2 separate regions of the Homo sapiens genome follow, and region 2 is linked to region 1. A link is a loop called in an ENCODE intact Hi-C map of the cell type or tissue named here. Cell type or tissue: PC-9. All regions are shown on one strand.

Region 1 (8,000 bases):
AAGTCTCTTTTGGGCTAGGAGCAATCAATCATTTGACAATCAATTGATTTAGAGTGTGTTGAGAGCCAGGTGCCTGGAATATAAAAAGAGATGAGTTCAGGGAGCCTGGAGGCAAAACCAAGGTTGGAACATGTTTCCTGACCAGCACAAGCGGTAGAGTATTTAACATTATTGACTATTTAGGAAAATCTGGACTTTCACCATAAGCTTAAGACATGGTACCCTGTCATTAATCTTACAATCTTTTGGTAAAGGAAAATGAAGTTGTTGGGATTGAAAAACCTCTCCTTCTAAATCTCCTTTCCCAAATATGGGCCACTTAGAATTCTACCTTGAGTTTTTTGTCTTTTGCTTAAAGTTTTGATCATTATTAACATGTAAATATCCTGGGAAAAAATAACTGATGTGATCAGGGATAGGCTTCACCCATCATACTATTTCAAAAGAAGGAAAGAGCTAAACTAATGTGTTGAGAGGGACTCTCAGGTAGGACTCTGTGAGAGAGATCTGTCCTTGGGCTGGAATGAGAAGTGGTAGGATGGATGTTTTACAGGCACATTTATTTACCTTACAGTGGGGTGCATTAGTTTACTCATTCAATAGTGGTATTTGGGTATAAAAGAAGGATCTAGGAGTAAGTCATAAAAATACATATTTCTCATTAAAATTAATATTATAGAGAAGTTAGGAAACGAGAAAAAAATAAATATAAAATAGAAAAATATCGATAGTTTTACCTCTCAAGTATATATTTTATGTCTTAACATATGTGCTAACAATTTTGTATATTTCTTTCCAGCCCTTGTTCTATGCATTACTTTTTTAAAACGTAGTTGAGATTAAATTACAGCATAATTTTGTATCCTGTCTTTTCATTATCATTATACCCTAAGCACTTTGCATATTACTATAAACTTTAATATTAAAATAGCTAATATATTTTAAGTATTGATAATCAGTATGTGCTAGACACCATGCTAAACACTATATGAGATCCACTATCCCATTTAATCTCCACATAAATTAGTAGGTACTATTACTGTTTTTATATTACAAAGGCTAACACTGAGGCTTAGAAAAGTTAGTTCATTTGTTCACAGCCACACAGCTAAAAGTGGAACAGTTGGGATGTAAATCCAGGCTTGCCAGGCTGCTAAACATGTATTACTATTTTTTCAAGGATGATATTATGTGATAGTTTAATTGAAAGTGTTTTTTCTTACTTAATGATACATGAAATATGGAGGATCTTACAATTAATGGCACCTTAGCATAAATGAAACTTAGTTGTATTAATCTAGGATTACTTTTTATACCTCTACAAATCTCTATGCCTTTACCCAATCAGTTTTGAAAACATATTTTATTTTCTTTTTTTTCTCCATGCGTGACCTGCTATTGTCAATGGCCATTTGGAATTCCCAAAGGATTGGTAGAGGTATGCAGTTGGGATAAAGCATTGAGGATACCAACCAAATGACTCACCAGGGAAAACCTGAGCTCTGCTCTTAAATCTGTCTGTATTCCTGGCCAAGATGCCTCATCTCCTCCTTAGTGCTCTCAGTCTTCTTCTACTTTAATGTTATTTTTAATGACCATATAATTTTCTTTCAAGTGGGAAAAATGATGGGCTTGATTGTTCTCCTATTCGTGGCATTTCTTTTATTTCAATATATTCACTATATAAATAAGGTAGGAGCAAGCATTAAAACATGGTGGGTGAGAAACTCTAGAGATGGAGGGAAAAAGAACATAGGAATTATTTATTTTCTCTGGGTACTGTGCTCTTCTACAGGGTGTTCATAAAGGCTAGAAACATAGAAAAATATATATAACAAATGTTTTATTGATATTACAGACAATAGGCGATGTGTTCAAAGTGCTATCTCTCATTATCAATGTGTGGTTCAATTTGCTGATGAAAATTGCAAAAAACTAGGTACTCTTAATGCATTTCCATAAATCTGTACAGATGCATCTAGGATGCATTGTCTCAGACAATTTATGCCTAGATTTTTCCATTGTGTAAACTGTGCCATTAACATACCCCCAGAGGAAGAATTATAATGAGTTCAGTCTTTGCAAAAGTAGATGTTGGTCACTCTACATTATGTTGTAATACACTCTGTGTTATGGCTTTTTTATCACAGTTTGCCTGGCTTACTACAAACATCTGTATATTGGACATCTCTTTACCAGACACCATAATTCCTTATATATATGAGATATATATATATATATAATATATATATATAAAATTTATTTGACATGTGTAGTATATTTTTCTCCATGAGATAATGAGCACTTACAGGGCAAGAATATTCTCAGCTGCAGAGGTGATCACACTCCACAATTTATGAAACATAATTATTATTAGGCCCTGAAGCATTTCTTTTTAAATTTTACATGTTTATGTACTGTCTTTTATTTTCCTACTCACTCCAGTTTCCATGCCTCTTACCATGGGTGACCATTCTGTTTAATGTGTTTGTTGTACATGGTCTCCTGTGGGGTTGGGTAAAGAATTCGTTGGGATGTACACCTGGAATCTTTGGGTCCTAACTCCCACCCACAGTAATGAACTTTCTTGTGGCATCTCATCCTCATCAACACTTCCACTGTCCAGCTTGGGATTGTTGTTGGTTCAGAAGGTAGAAAGTGATATCTCCTTGTTTTAAATTACTTTTCTCTAAACACGGTGACTATAGTTAATAACAATGTATTGTGTACTTGAAAATTGCTAAGAGAGTGGATTTTAAGTGTTCTTACCACAAAAAATGGTATGTGGAGCTAATATATGGTAACTAGCTGAGTTTAGCCATTCCACAAATCTATACATATTTCAAAACATCATTTTGTACACCATACATATATATACTTTTTATTTATCAATTGAAAACATTACATTTAAAAACAGCTTTCCTCTGACTACTAGTAATTTTGAATGACTTTAATATACTAAGTAATCTTCTGTGTTTCCTCTTCTTCAAATTGTCTTTTCATACCCTCTATTTTCTTATTGGGGCTATTGTATTTGGGGAAATTTATTGAATTTGTTTGAATATTTTAGATATTGGTTTTAGAGATTACAAATATCTTCTGAGGTGCTCTCTCACTTTCCTTTTAAATACTGTCATTCCCCTATTTTTTTTTCATGATGTCCTTCAATGAACAAAAATCCACAGTTTTGTTATAGTCAAATCTTTCAAGGGTTTTTTTTCATTGCCATTGGGTTTGTGCTCTGGAAGTTTTATTGATGCTCTCTCTTTCCCTGCCACAAGCCCCTAGGTCACAAAAATATTCTACATTTTCTTCTAATTATTTTAGTTTTATAGCTCACATTTAGGCCTTTAATTAATCTAGAATCTATCCTTGTTTAAGGAGTTCAATGAGGATTTCATTAATTTCAGTTTTCTAGTTTCTCAATATTTATTAAACAAAGTGTCTCTCAATGAATGCGTAATCTATTATCTATTTGTCCGACACTAATTTTTTCTCTTCTGTTGGCTAATTTGTTTTTGAAACATTACCACACTGTTTTCATTATCAGTCTCTAATATGTCTTAAAGTTAATGTTGTCTTGGTAATTTGTGAACCAATATAAATTTTAGATGATCAAGTTCCTTGAAAACAATCCAGCTGGAATTTTAGTTGGTATTGCCTTGATTTTACAGGTCCTTACCTGAAGCCCAAGGTGATTTTTGGCCGCTGGCGACCTTGTGACCGTTGGCAGTGGGTCAGATGTGGCACTCAGAATTAGGGGAAGGATTGGTGATGCCAGAACATCTGGTGAAGCCGGCACTTCAAGGCACTCCTCAAGCCTGGAAAGCCTCACCAATAGGTATGACTCATGGTTTCGTGAAAAGCTGCTGATCTCATTAGTTTCAGAAATGATTGCATGGCTGGGCAGGGACTCTCGGGTAGATGCAGCGCTGACTGGGTGCCCCCGGGAAGAATACCTCGCATTTCTCCTGAGGTGGTGAAATAGGCGGAAACTGGTTCCCATCCAAATCCTGGAAACCACCATGGGTGAGGTCATGTCCACACATGTCAAGGCCTTGATGAGATAGTTATCTGCATAGTCCAGAAAAATCACTTTTCCACCAAACATTCTAAATGATTGATGGAGAAACAAATTTTCCAATTACGCTAACTTTCATTGTTATTACTAAAGAATTAAGTGCTACACCACACACACACACACACACACACACACACACACAGTCACACAATATTCAGATAAAAAGAAAGCCTAATTATTTTATATTCAGAAAAAAATGAATTGGCCTTTCTGAACAACCACAACGATGAAAAAGGAAAAGAAATCTGTTAAAACTTTAATTTTAGTTTTCCTTTTAGATTTTAAAATAATTGTGAAATATTTCAAACATAGAAAATATATAGAGTTTTTCTTTCTTTTTGGGAAACAGAGTTACAATGAAAGATACAATTGGAGACCACAGGGTACCATTGCGCCGGTCCTATTCTTCTGCTTCTCTTCTGAGTACTCATGCTTATTTTATACTTTTACTATCTATGTATGCATCCCTAAACTGTAAATAGCAAAATTTTGCACATTTTAAGATTTTATCTGAATGGTCCTATGTCTGTATCATTCTGCAGTGTGTGTTTTATCAATATTAGTATTTGTTGTTCTCTCAATTTGAAGTTTTCCACATTTATTTTAAGTGTTCCATTAAACATATTCCATTCCAGAAAATATATTGAAATTTATTCATTTCTATTGATAGATATTTAAATCATTTCCAAATGTTTGCTCCCAGGAAAACAGCTGCAATGGACATTATTACACATGTTTCCTCATGCACAAGAGTTAGAGTTTCTCTAAAACACTATTTTGGAGAGAGTATGAGCATCTTCAGAGTTCCTAGATAATGCCAAATTGTTTTTCAAAGTAATAGTATTAATTTACCCTCCTACCAGCATATCCTTACCAACACTTGGCATTGCCAAACTTTTGAATTTTCATAAATTTGATGGATGTGAAATGTTTTCTCATTAGTGTTATAATTTGCATTCTGCAGATATTAATGAGTTTGAGCACATTTTCATATATTTATTGTCTTCTCAGGTTTTCTTTCCTGTGAATTGCCTGTTTATATTTATTTATTTATTTCTGACCTGGGGGATGCTATAAACTGAATTCTGTGCCCCACTCCCTACCCAGTTCCCTACCCAGTTTCGTATGTTGAAGCTTTAACCCTTAATGTGATCGTATTTGGAGATGGGGTGTTTGGAAGTTTAATGTATTTATTTAAATTTTTTATTTCCATAGGTTATTGGTGAACAGGTGGTGTTTAGTTACATGAGTAAGCTCTTTAGTGGTGATTTGTGAGATTTTGATGCGCCCATCATCCGAGCGGTGTACACTGCCCCAATCTGTAGTCTTTTTTTTTTTTTAATTATACTTTAAGTTTTAGGGTACATGTGCACATTGTGCAGGTTAGTTACATATGTATACATGTGCCATGCTGGTGCACTGCACCCACTAACTCGTCATCTAGCATTAGGTATATCTCCCAATGCTATCCCTCCCCCCTCCCCCCACCCCACAACAGTCCCCAGAGTGTGATATTCCCCTTCCTGTGTCCATGTGATCTCATTGTTCAATTCCCACCTATGAGTGAGAATATGCGGTGTTTGATTTTTTGTTCTTGGCGATAGTTTACTGAGAATGATGTTTTCCAATTTCATCCATGTCCCTACAAAGGACATGAACTCATCATTTTTTATGGCTGCATAGTATTCCATGGTGTATATGTGCCACATTTTCTTAATCCAGTCTATCATTGTTGGACATTTGGGTTGGTTCCAAGTCTTTGCTATTGTGAATAATGCCACAATAAACATATGTGTCCATGTGTCTTTACAGCAGCATGATTTATAGTCCTTTGGGTATATACCCAGTAATGGGATGGCTGGGTCAAATGGTATTTCTAGTTCTAGATCCCTGAGGAATCGCCACACTGACTTCCACAATGGTTGAACTAGTTTACAGTCCCACCAACAGTGTAAAAGTGTTCCTATTTCTCCACATCCTCTCCAGCACCTGTTGTTTCCTGACTTTTTAATGATTGCCATTCTAACTGGTGTGAGATGGTATCTCATTGTGGTTTTGATTTGCGTTTCTCTGATGGCCAGTGATGATGAGCATTTTTTCATGTGTTTTTTGGCTGCATAAATGTCTTCTTTTGAGAAGTGTCTGTTCATGTCCTTTGCCCACTTTTTGATGGGGTTGTTTGTTTTTTTCTTGTAAATTTGTTTGAGTTCATTGTAGATTCTGGATATTAGCCCTTTGTCAGATGAGTAGGTTGCGAAAATTTTCTCCCATTTTGTAGGTTGCCTGTTCACTCTGATGGTAGTTTGTTTTGCTGTGCAGAAGCTCTTTAGTTTAACTAGATCCCATTTGTCAATTTTGTCTTTTGTTGCCATTGCTTTTGGTGTTTCAGACATGAAGTCCTTGCCCATGCCTATGTCCTGAATGGCAATGCCTAGGTTTTCTTCTAGAGTTTTTATGGTTTTAGGTCTAACGTTTAAGTCTTTAATCCATCTTGAATTGATTTTTGTATAAGGTGTAAGGAAGGGATCCAGTTTCAGCTTTCTACATATGGCTAGCCAGTTTTCCCAGCACCATTTATTAAATAGGGAATCCTTTCCCCATTGCTTGCTTTTCTCAGGTTTGTCAAAGATCAGATAGTTGTAGATATGCGGCATTATTTCTGAGGGCTCTGTTCTGTTCCATTGGTCTATATCTCTGTTTTGGTACCAGTACCATGCTGTTTTGTTTACTGTAGCCTTGTAGTATAGTTTGAAGTCAGGTAGCGTGATGCCTCCAGCTTTGTTCTTTTGGCTTAGGATTGACTTGGCGATGCGGGCTCTTTTTTGGTTCCATATGAACTTTAAAGTAGTTTTTTCCAATTCTGTGAAGAAAGGCATTGGTAACTTGATGGGGATGGCATTGAATCTGTAAATTACCTTGGGCAGTATGGCCATTTTCACGATATTGATTCTTCCTACCCATGAGCATGGAATGTTCTTCCATTTGTTTGTATCCTCTTTTATTTCCTTGAGCAGTGGTTTGTAGTTCTCCTTGAAGAGGTCCTTCACATCCCTTGTAAATTGGATTCCTAGGTATTTTATTCTCTTTGAAGCAGTTGTGAATGGGAGTTCACTCATGATTTGGCTCTCTGTTTCTCTGTTGCTGGTGTATAAGAATGCTTGTGATTTTTGTCCATTGATTTTGTTTTCTGAGACTTTGCTGAAGTTGCTTATCAGCTGAAGGAGATTTTGGGCTGAGACAGTGGGGTTTTCTAGATATACAATCATGTCATCTGCAAACAGGGACAATTTGACTTCCTCTTTTCCTAATCGAATACCCTTTATTTCCTTCTCCTGCCTAATTGCCCTGGCCAGAACTTCCAACACTATGTTGAATAGGAGTGGTGAGAGAGGGCATCCCTGTCTTGTGCCAGTTTTCAAAGGGAATGCTTCCAGTTTTTGCCCATTCAGTATGATATTGGCTGTGGGTTTGTCATAGATAGCTCTTATTATTTTGAAATACGTCCCATCAATACCTAATTTATTGAGAGTTTTTAGCATGAAGGGTTGTTGAATTTTGTCAAAGGCTTTTTCTGCATCTATTGAGATAATTATGTGGTTTTTGTCTTTGGCTCTGTTTATATGCTGGATTACATTTATTGATTTGCATATATTGAACCAGCCTTGCATCCCAGGGATGAAGCCCACTTGATCATGATGGATAAGCTTTTTGATGTGCTGGTGGATTCATTTTGCCAGTATTTTATTGAGGATTTTTGCATCAATGTTCATCAAGGATATTGGTCTAAAATTCTCTTTTTTTTGTTGTGTCTCTGCCCGGCTTTGGTATCAGAATGATGCTGGCCTCATAAAATGAGTTAGGGAGGATTCCCTCTTTTTCTATTGATTGGAATAGTTTCAGAAGGAATGGTACCAGTTCC
Region 2 (8,000 bases), 65 kb before region 1:
CAGAATGTCATGTTTTATTCCATAAATATATACAAATTTTATTTGTCAATATAAAAAGAATAATACCTGGAAAAACAAAAAAAAATCCTAAGTGCTATACTTATAAAGAAATCTTCCTCATACAAAAAAGAAGAAATTCTGGCCACAGGAAGGTTGCCTGAAAATGGCCACCTTTTTCATGATTTTCCCTCCCTTTCTGAGACTGAGAAATGAGCCTTCTTGAAGACCCTGATGGAAATACTGTGAAGAAACTAAGACAGTTGGATTCAAGAACCAAAATGCTTATCGTAGCAGTGAGGTTGGCTTGAAGTCAGGGAACAGTGTAAAGCTATTTGTGGGGAAAGATAAGGCCAGAAAGAGATTGATAAAATACAGGCGAGACCAAAGGAACAGGGCAGGGGCAAATTAGTTTAGGCAAGAATAGAGGCGTCTTGATATTAATTAAAATATGGAGGAGGAGTCCAGAAAATTCATCCTTGGTGCTTGGGTAAGTTTAGCAACATGTTCAGATGCCTGAGTTTTGTGTGTGTATGTGTGTGGGCATGCACGTGTGTGTGTACACAGTGGGTCATTCTTCTCAGGAAGAGTGAGCCACTCTCCCCTCCTCCAGCACCAAAGTGGCCCCCACCTTGGCACGCCAGTGGCACATGCCATTGGGCCAGGATTTGCTCAGAATGCAGGCACACAGACATAATGTCAGGAGGCATTGCTGGTGTGTGTCACATCAACCTGTTAGAACAACTGTCAACGTGTGACCTCCCAAACAGAACTCAGGTGCCCCCTTCAGAGACCGTAAAGCTTGTCCTTAGAGGATAATGAAGATCCCCAGGAACCTCATCTAATCCAAAACCAAAAGATTTGGGAAATGTGACCTTTAGAGGGGAGTAGCATTAAGAAGCAAAATGATACTTATTAATTCTGTTGCTTATTTGACTGTAACCAGTATAATAAATGATCATATTCTGCTCGATTTAATTCCCCCTCCCCATAAGTTTCACAAGACCAGAAGGAGTTTCTTCTTCCCATTGGTCTTACATTAATATTCTTGTACGGCTTTCACTAAATAGATGCCGTGTTCTGCCCTGGAGGTAACACCACGTCATTAGGAGGAGATGATAGACAGAAATATATACAAACACACACTTGCTTTCAAAAATAAATATAGGCCCTCTAGTTAAAAGGTATTGTGTAAAGTGTGTGAGCATCCTCTTTCTTGCAAAGCAAGCACACAGCTTCCATTAATCTTGTAGCCACAGCCTGTGTTGGTGTTAAGACTCAGATTCCTTAATGCTTGATACTTGGCTTAAAGAGATTCTTTGTCCTGGCCTTGATTTGGGAATTAAGATCCCTAGGGTTTTTGGTTTTACAGTATGGATCTTCTAGGAGACAACCCGACTGACCTCCGGGTCTCCAGGCCACCACACACAACCTGGTTTGCTTTGCTCTGTTCCCCTTTTCCTCTGTGGGGACCAGCACAGGACTCAACTCAAGGGCTCTGTGTCTGTGCACAGGTTGGAGAGGGTGATAGGGCCTTGACCTGTAGGGACAACCAGGAAGATTTCTATGCAGAGTAATTGGGTTTCTAGAGTTTGTTTCAGTTGATTTGAGGGCAAGCTGCTTGGCCTCTCTCTCTTGATTCTTCCCATCCACAGAATAAAGACAATCAGCTTTGTTTATCACTCTGTTCATTTTGCTATGTCTTTATCAGCCCCCCAGAGAATTCAGGAGCACAGAACAAGTGCTGGAGGTCTCTCTTGCCAGAGTCCTCCTTGAGAACTTACAATGTGTCCATATTAAGGATCTGCTGTGTTTGATGATTTTGTGATTACACTTTAAACTTCTTATCCATAAAGGACATACTTGATATATCTGAGACTTGTAGTAGAAGGCCTTGAGACATCCATCTCATCCCATCATTATCTATCTATCATCTATCTATCTATCTATCTATCTATCTATCTATCTATCTATCTATCTATCATCTATCTATCTATCGCCAGTACTGTCTTGTTGAAGTTGGCAGTAGGGTGAAAGACCTCAAACTCCAAAGGACTTTCCGTATGGATGCAATATACCTGCAATTCTAGCTTTTTTGTGTTTTTTTTTTTAGGTTGGGGGTGAGGGGTATTGTTTTCATTTTTGTTTTTCTTCTGGAAGGTTCAACTAAGACCCAAGTAAAAAGAAGAATCAATACTTAATAAGTACCCAGCAAGTAGCAGGCACACTTTTAGGTACTTTATTTACAAAAAAACCTCCACAAATAAAGTGGCTTGTGAGTATGAGGTGACATCTTTCCCTCCCCTCCCACCATCACTACCCCAATATGACTCGTCTCAATAGCCCTCCAATCTAAAATGGACTAAATACAAGTGGATAAAGAAATGGAGATTTAACCAGAATTCTTCAGCTATAAATTACAGGGCCTATAATTAAAGGTGATTGGGACTGGGTCAGAGAGCCACATCACTTTTGTGGTTGCATTTGAAGTTCACTATCTCTTGACCACACAACCCTAGCCCTTCTACTCCCACCCTGCTGTCTCAGGTTAATCTCAGGCAATGGTGTAAAGAAGGCCAAGTTTGTTTCCCTGGAGTCCCACGGGCTCTAGCAATAATGCTTCCCTTTTCTCATGAGTGCCCCGCCACCCACCCCCCTTCACCATCACTACACACAAATGCCCTGCAGTGGGTGGAATGTAGTTACTTCAGGTTGTGCCTGATTTGTCTCTCAAGCAAAACTCCAGCAGGCCATTCCCTCAGGGCCCTGCTCTCAGATCTGGAACTGATAGACTAATTGGGGCTAATGTGATAATGGGAAATAATGAAATTTGTTGTTTTTATCAGTGTGTATATGGGGCGGGGTTTACATTTGCATTTTCACAGGGCCCTTGGCAAGTTCACAGGGTTGAACAGTTGGGAAGGGTGGGAATGTCTGGGGCAGGTTAGGGAGGCAGAGGGATTTATTAGAACTCCCCTAAACTGCACTGACCAAAGCCTCAAGCCCTTCTTCAAGACCTGCCCAGCTTCCAAGACCTTCCCAAGTCCACCCTTGTTTTCCCACTGAGTCTTTTACACTTTCAGAAACCTCTGAATTTGTGTAGAAACTAGAAAAAATAAGTAAGAAAAGACTAATACTACTGCACACTCACTGTTCCCCCTTAATATAATAACCAGTTTTTATTCTATTCAGTCAGCCTTTGACCATAAGCAGACCTTTTTTTTTCTTTTTAACACAAGTAACTTCTTGGTTTTGATCACAAAATCTTTATCTCTGCCAAATCTCAACTTCCCTTCCCTCTCCCACAAAAGGGAGGCCCGTTGAGTCAAAGAAATCTGCTTAGACACTTTGCTCATGCCAGGCCAGTGTCCTGGAAGGTTCAACAGAGAAAGTTAATGGTTGGGGGATGGTATTTTTCTTTGCTAGGAGCAGTCATTCACCCGTATGGGAGAAGGTACATTTGTGACCCAGTGAAGCAGGTACAGGTAACTCCCCATATGTCCCTTGGCCCAAGGGAATAGAGGTTGCCTGGGTATTTGAATCCGTAGATCCTCCCTAATATTCCACCTTCTTCTTGTCCAAACTGTGCTTTTTTATTTCCAGTTTCAGCATTTTGGTCTTCTCATCTCTAACTCTTATAGGGAGTGTCAATAAACCTTTTAAAAAAGATCATGTAAGTGTCAAGAGGAAGTGAAGAACCTAGATAATCCACCAACCGGATAATCAGCTCTTGCATATTTGAGAGTTGACTGCTTGACCTAAGCATCTCCTCATAAGGTACCCTCCCTCCCAGGACCTTCCCTTTCAAACCTCTCAAGGCTCTTACCTGGGGCCAGGGGAGATAGGCTTTTCAAAGTCCATTGAATTGCCAAGAGTCTCTGTCAAGAAGGCAGTCATGGTGCCTGGAGAGGGAACTTGCTGGGAGCCCCTTCAGAGCCTGGTACTTATAGAGCTAGGGAAAAGATCTTGATGCCAAAGCAGGGTGGACTAAATACAGACTAATAAATGAGACAGGTGCTCAAGAGGGCCCCTCCATACCATCATCTCCTCCAGATTTGGACTTCTACTCACTTTGCTTTTACATTCCCTCTTCCCGATGGTGTCTTTGGTGAGCAGGGTGCTTTTCACCTGAAACAGCCTCTGAGCTGAAAAGAACAGTCACCACCAAATCAATTCCTCATCCATTAACAGGTTGTCTCTCTGTTCTTGAGACACAGGCATTACCTGGTTAGACCTGTTTTGTTTGAACACTAACGTGTGAGTTGGCCAAATGCAAATGAGCCAGTGTTTGTAATCCTTTATTTTATTTTTTTAAAGGGCTGGGTAGCCAATCAGAAGAGGGGGAAGTGACTTAGGGAATTCCCGGTTGGTGGCTTATTGCTTAACATCCTACAAAATGATTTAAAATTATTGTTATATGCATTTATCTTCACTCTGATGAGGGCTCAGACTTGATAACACCCGTGGTGCCCCATCCCTATAGGAGCTGGTGAGATTGCAGCCTGCTGCCTCCCCTCCAACAGCCACAGCTATTGGATTTCCCACCCAGAATCTTTAGGTAAATGAGGTAAGTCCTGATTTTTAAAACTTCTTTTGAATCTGGAATCCAAACACTTGAGTGGAAAGAGAAGCCTGCTTTAAACTGGACAGATGAAACTAGAACAGACTCTTGGAGACGGCTGGCAGGAAGTGAAGCTCACCTTACCTGGGCTTACCTCACTGGGTCAAATCAGAATTTTATTTTGGAGGGCAGGTTGGCTACTTTGGATATTATCTGTGAATTTCCTGCATTGTCTGGACTTCTAATCTCTGTGAATTTAAAAGCCCCCTCGTTTCCCTATGCCTGGGTGGCAAAACCATTCCCCTGGGTTGAATTCTTCTGGAACAAATAGGCAGCTAGAGATAGGTGGCTCTGATATAGCTCAGAGAAGAAGTGGTTGGCTAAGTAGCTGTTAGGGCTCAGAGTACACGGTCTCGCTTTCTAGAGATGTCTTCTGCTGGTAATTTTTCTGACTTATGAGCTACATGGAAAGGCCAATTTGTTTTTAATATGTTCCAGGACTGGAAAATGGCTAGAAATAGGCAAGAACATACACAATCACACTGGAAAAAGTGGCCAGGCAGCCAAGGCAGGCAGAGGTATTGGGGAGAGCTGAATATCTACAAAAACAAAAATTCAGAAAAAACAAAAATCAATTTTGGCAAAGGGCTTCACTGTATAACAAGGGGACAAGCTAACCCTTTGTTTACAAACTAACCCTTTGTTTACTCCATTTTGTCCAGAAAATACAACAATCAGTTTTGGCAAAGGGCTTCACTGTGTAACAAGGGGACAAACTAACCCTTTGTTTACTCCATTTTGGGAGACTATGATCAGACAGGCAGTTGTGACTCAGCAGCAACAAATGCCTTCTGAGACAGGGATTCTTTTGATTTTGCTTGGACATTGTGGAGAAGTGTTAGCCCCAATGTGGACTGATCTGGGAACAGTGGGAAATTAACTTCTTGTTGGTAAATATCAGGCTGAGGTGAGAAAGCGACATTTTCACCGTCCATCTTTGCTGATTTACCATGCTCCCAGGATGGTGGGAGTGTGTGTTTTTAAGATGGAGAGTGTATGCTTCTGGGTTCAAGTTCACAGGTGTCTCTGCTGGTTATCTGCACTCACCTTGGTAACAGGGAGAAAGTGAGTGAATGGATTCCAAGAACTTACTGATGGAAGTCTAATTCAGGAGTTGGTTCTGCAGCCATGGAGGTAAAGATGTGTTGATAGTCTTTCAATGTGTAAAAGGGCAATTAGAGATTCTGTGTGACTGTGTGTTAATTCCACTGGGGTCAGGGGAAAAATTTATTTCTAACAGAAAAGAAGAAGATACGTTATTAGGAAGAATTTCATGGCTAGGAGATACTATCAGAAAAGGCTCTTAAGAGATTTTAAGGATGACTTTAATAGCTGCATTTGAAGTTTGCAGAGGATCCACTTTTCCTCTTTTTGTGACCTAAAATTCTGGGATGATGAAATAACTCACCAATTCCATCTTCTTATAATATGGAGTCATGTAGACAACACCATTTTCACACAAATGGCTAATGGTATTTAAAAACCATGATGGAATGTGAATTGGGAGTCATTTGGAGGTCTGTAGTTGAACTTGAAAAAATAATAAATGTAATGGAGACAATACTTCACCGTGTTTCCAAAATATTTTACAGAGGCATTTTAAATGAAAGTCACTTTGAGGGAACAGCTGTGCTGTAAGTTCTCTTACATGACCGCGCAAGATGGTAGCCTTCATCAAGACCTCTCAAGGTAGTGTGGGTAGGGTGACGTGTTTGATTCAGGCCTCGTTTGTTATGAAAAGGCTCAAATTCAATTGTATTTGTTATTTTTTTGGTTAAAAAGCACCTATTTGTTCAATTCAAACAATCCTTTTTGGTTTTTTTTTGAGATGAAGTCTCCGTCGCCCAGCCTGGAGTGCAGTGGCATGATCTTGGCTGACTGCAACCTCCGCCTCCCAGGTTCAAGTGATTCTCCCAACTCAGCCCCCCGAGTAGCTGGGATTACATGTGCTCGCCACTATGCCCAGTTAAGTTTTGTATTTTTAGTAGAGACGGGGTTTTACCATGTCAGCCAGGCTGGTTTTGAACTCCTGACCTCAGGTGATCCACCTGCCTCAGCCTCCCAAAGTGCTGGGATTATAGGCTTCAGCCACCGTGCCCAGCCATATTGTTTTCATTTTTAATCTATTAGTCTATCGTGATCTCCCAGTGGAAGTATCTTTGGCCTTTGTGGACGTCAGGAAAGCCCTACATTCCCACTCGCGATTCCATGTTTATGGGTACCCTAAATGCTCCCATTAATTGACCAACTTTACCCTGATCTTCTTTCAATATCTTTCTGACTCCTTGAAGGTATGAGACAAAATGGAAACTGAGAGGTTAAAAGGTTTACTAGGTTGCATTCAATTAGCGAATTGGAAACTGGAAGGAGCTCCTATCGGGTCTCAGGTCAGAACGTGAGTGCTTTTGGCCAAAGTTCACTTCTGAGGAAGTAGAATTTCGCTTTCTGGAATCTTGCGATATTTTATTTCCTCTATATCTTTCCCATGCCCCCGACCCACCCAATCTCCACAAATTTGGGGATTTGAGCACTGGGTTGTGATCGTTAGACCATCTTGCTTTTCTGAAAGCCCAGGGCAAGACCCCTGCTTCATGTCACAGTATCAAACACAGACATAGAAGCTTGTACAAATTATTGAGAAGTTATTGTCTTTTCTCCCTTCCTCCATATGGAGTCATCTCTATGCCCTTTCATACAGATGTGATTTACGAAGACCTCTGGGTTAGGGGTGGGGTGGTGAGCAAGAATCCCGTGGCAGAATCTGCTAACACACTTGAGAAGCAATGTTGTGGTTTTAAGGAACTCAATCTAAAGCTTGAACCTGATTTTCAGGGATACCATTTTGCTGCCGTTTCAGCCCATTTCTCTTGTTAAGATCGCTCTCTGGTAGAGTTGACGTGACACTCATTTCTGTTGTGGGTGGGGCCCTGGTTGGGAGGCATTGGCTCCACTGCAGCCTGGGTGTCTAGAGACCACATTCTCACCCTGCCTTTGTTACTGGGAAACCGAACGCGGCGCTGTGGCTTTCAGCTTGGGTAAGCCGGGTCTGCGGCGGGGATTGCCATCTGAAGACAGAGGCAGGAGGGCAGCCACACCTTGCCCAGGTTCTCTTAAATCTCTTGCTCTATAACTGAAAGGAGGGCATAGATAATTAACTTTATTTGACATTTTTCATATCTAATTTTTAAGAATATGATTTTAAAATAATAGATTTGTTCTAAAGAGCAAACAATCTTGCTGTTATTAAAAACGTGTTTACTTAAATTGAACGGGGTTTCAAAGGGCCAAGCTACTAAGCTGTGCAGGAAACAAACAGTGCAGTGAGGAGAATGGCTCCTCACCACAGCTATTCTTAGGGTGGGACATAGTTTCAAGCCAAATG

Evidence for each region. Hi-C counts contacts between places; a loop is a spot of excess contacts. Peaks named below come from ENCODE experiments on the same cell type or tissue, not always from the same donor. Only the 100,000 strongest peaks of a DNase experiment are listed, where the experiment ranks them.
Region 2: it touches region 1 in a loop (10-fold over the local background); 2 of 110 quality-filtered maps call a loop at or near these places.

What each region holds. Positions count from the first base shown.
Region 1 is chr11:34,681,557-34,689,556 of GRCh38, forward strand. It overlaps the pseudogene NDUFB8P3. Among named protein-coding and RNA genes, the nearest start is that of EHF, 64 kb to the left of the region's middle. RefSeq lists enhancers at 3,164-4,363, 3,834-4,003. In PC-9, no CTCF peak of the experiment used is centred here; a DNase peak (open chromatin) is centred at 3,915; H3K27ac peaks cover 4,773 bases.
Region 2 is chr11:34,616,665-34,624,664 of GRCh38, forward strand. EHF (ETS homologous factor) reads left to right here and starts at 4,429. Exons shown (of 9, transcript NM_012153.6): 1 at 4,429-4,564. RefSeq lists a cis regulatory region at 2,330-2,729. In PC-9, a CTCF peak has its summit at 7,629; DNase peaks (open chromatin) are centred at 2,737, 4,257 and 7,587; H3K4me3 peaks cover 4,844 bases; H3K27ac peaks cover 5,377 bases.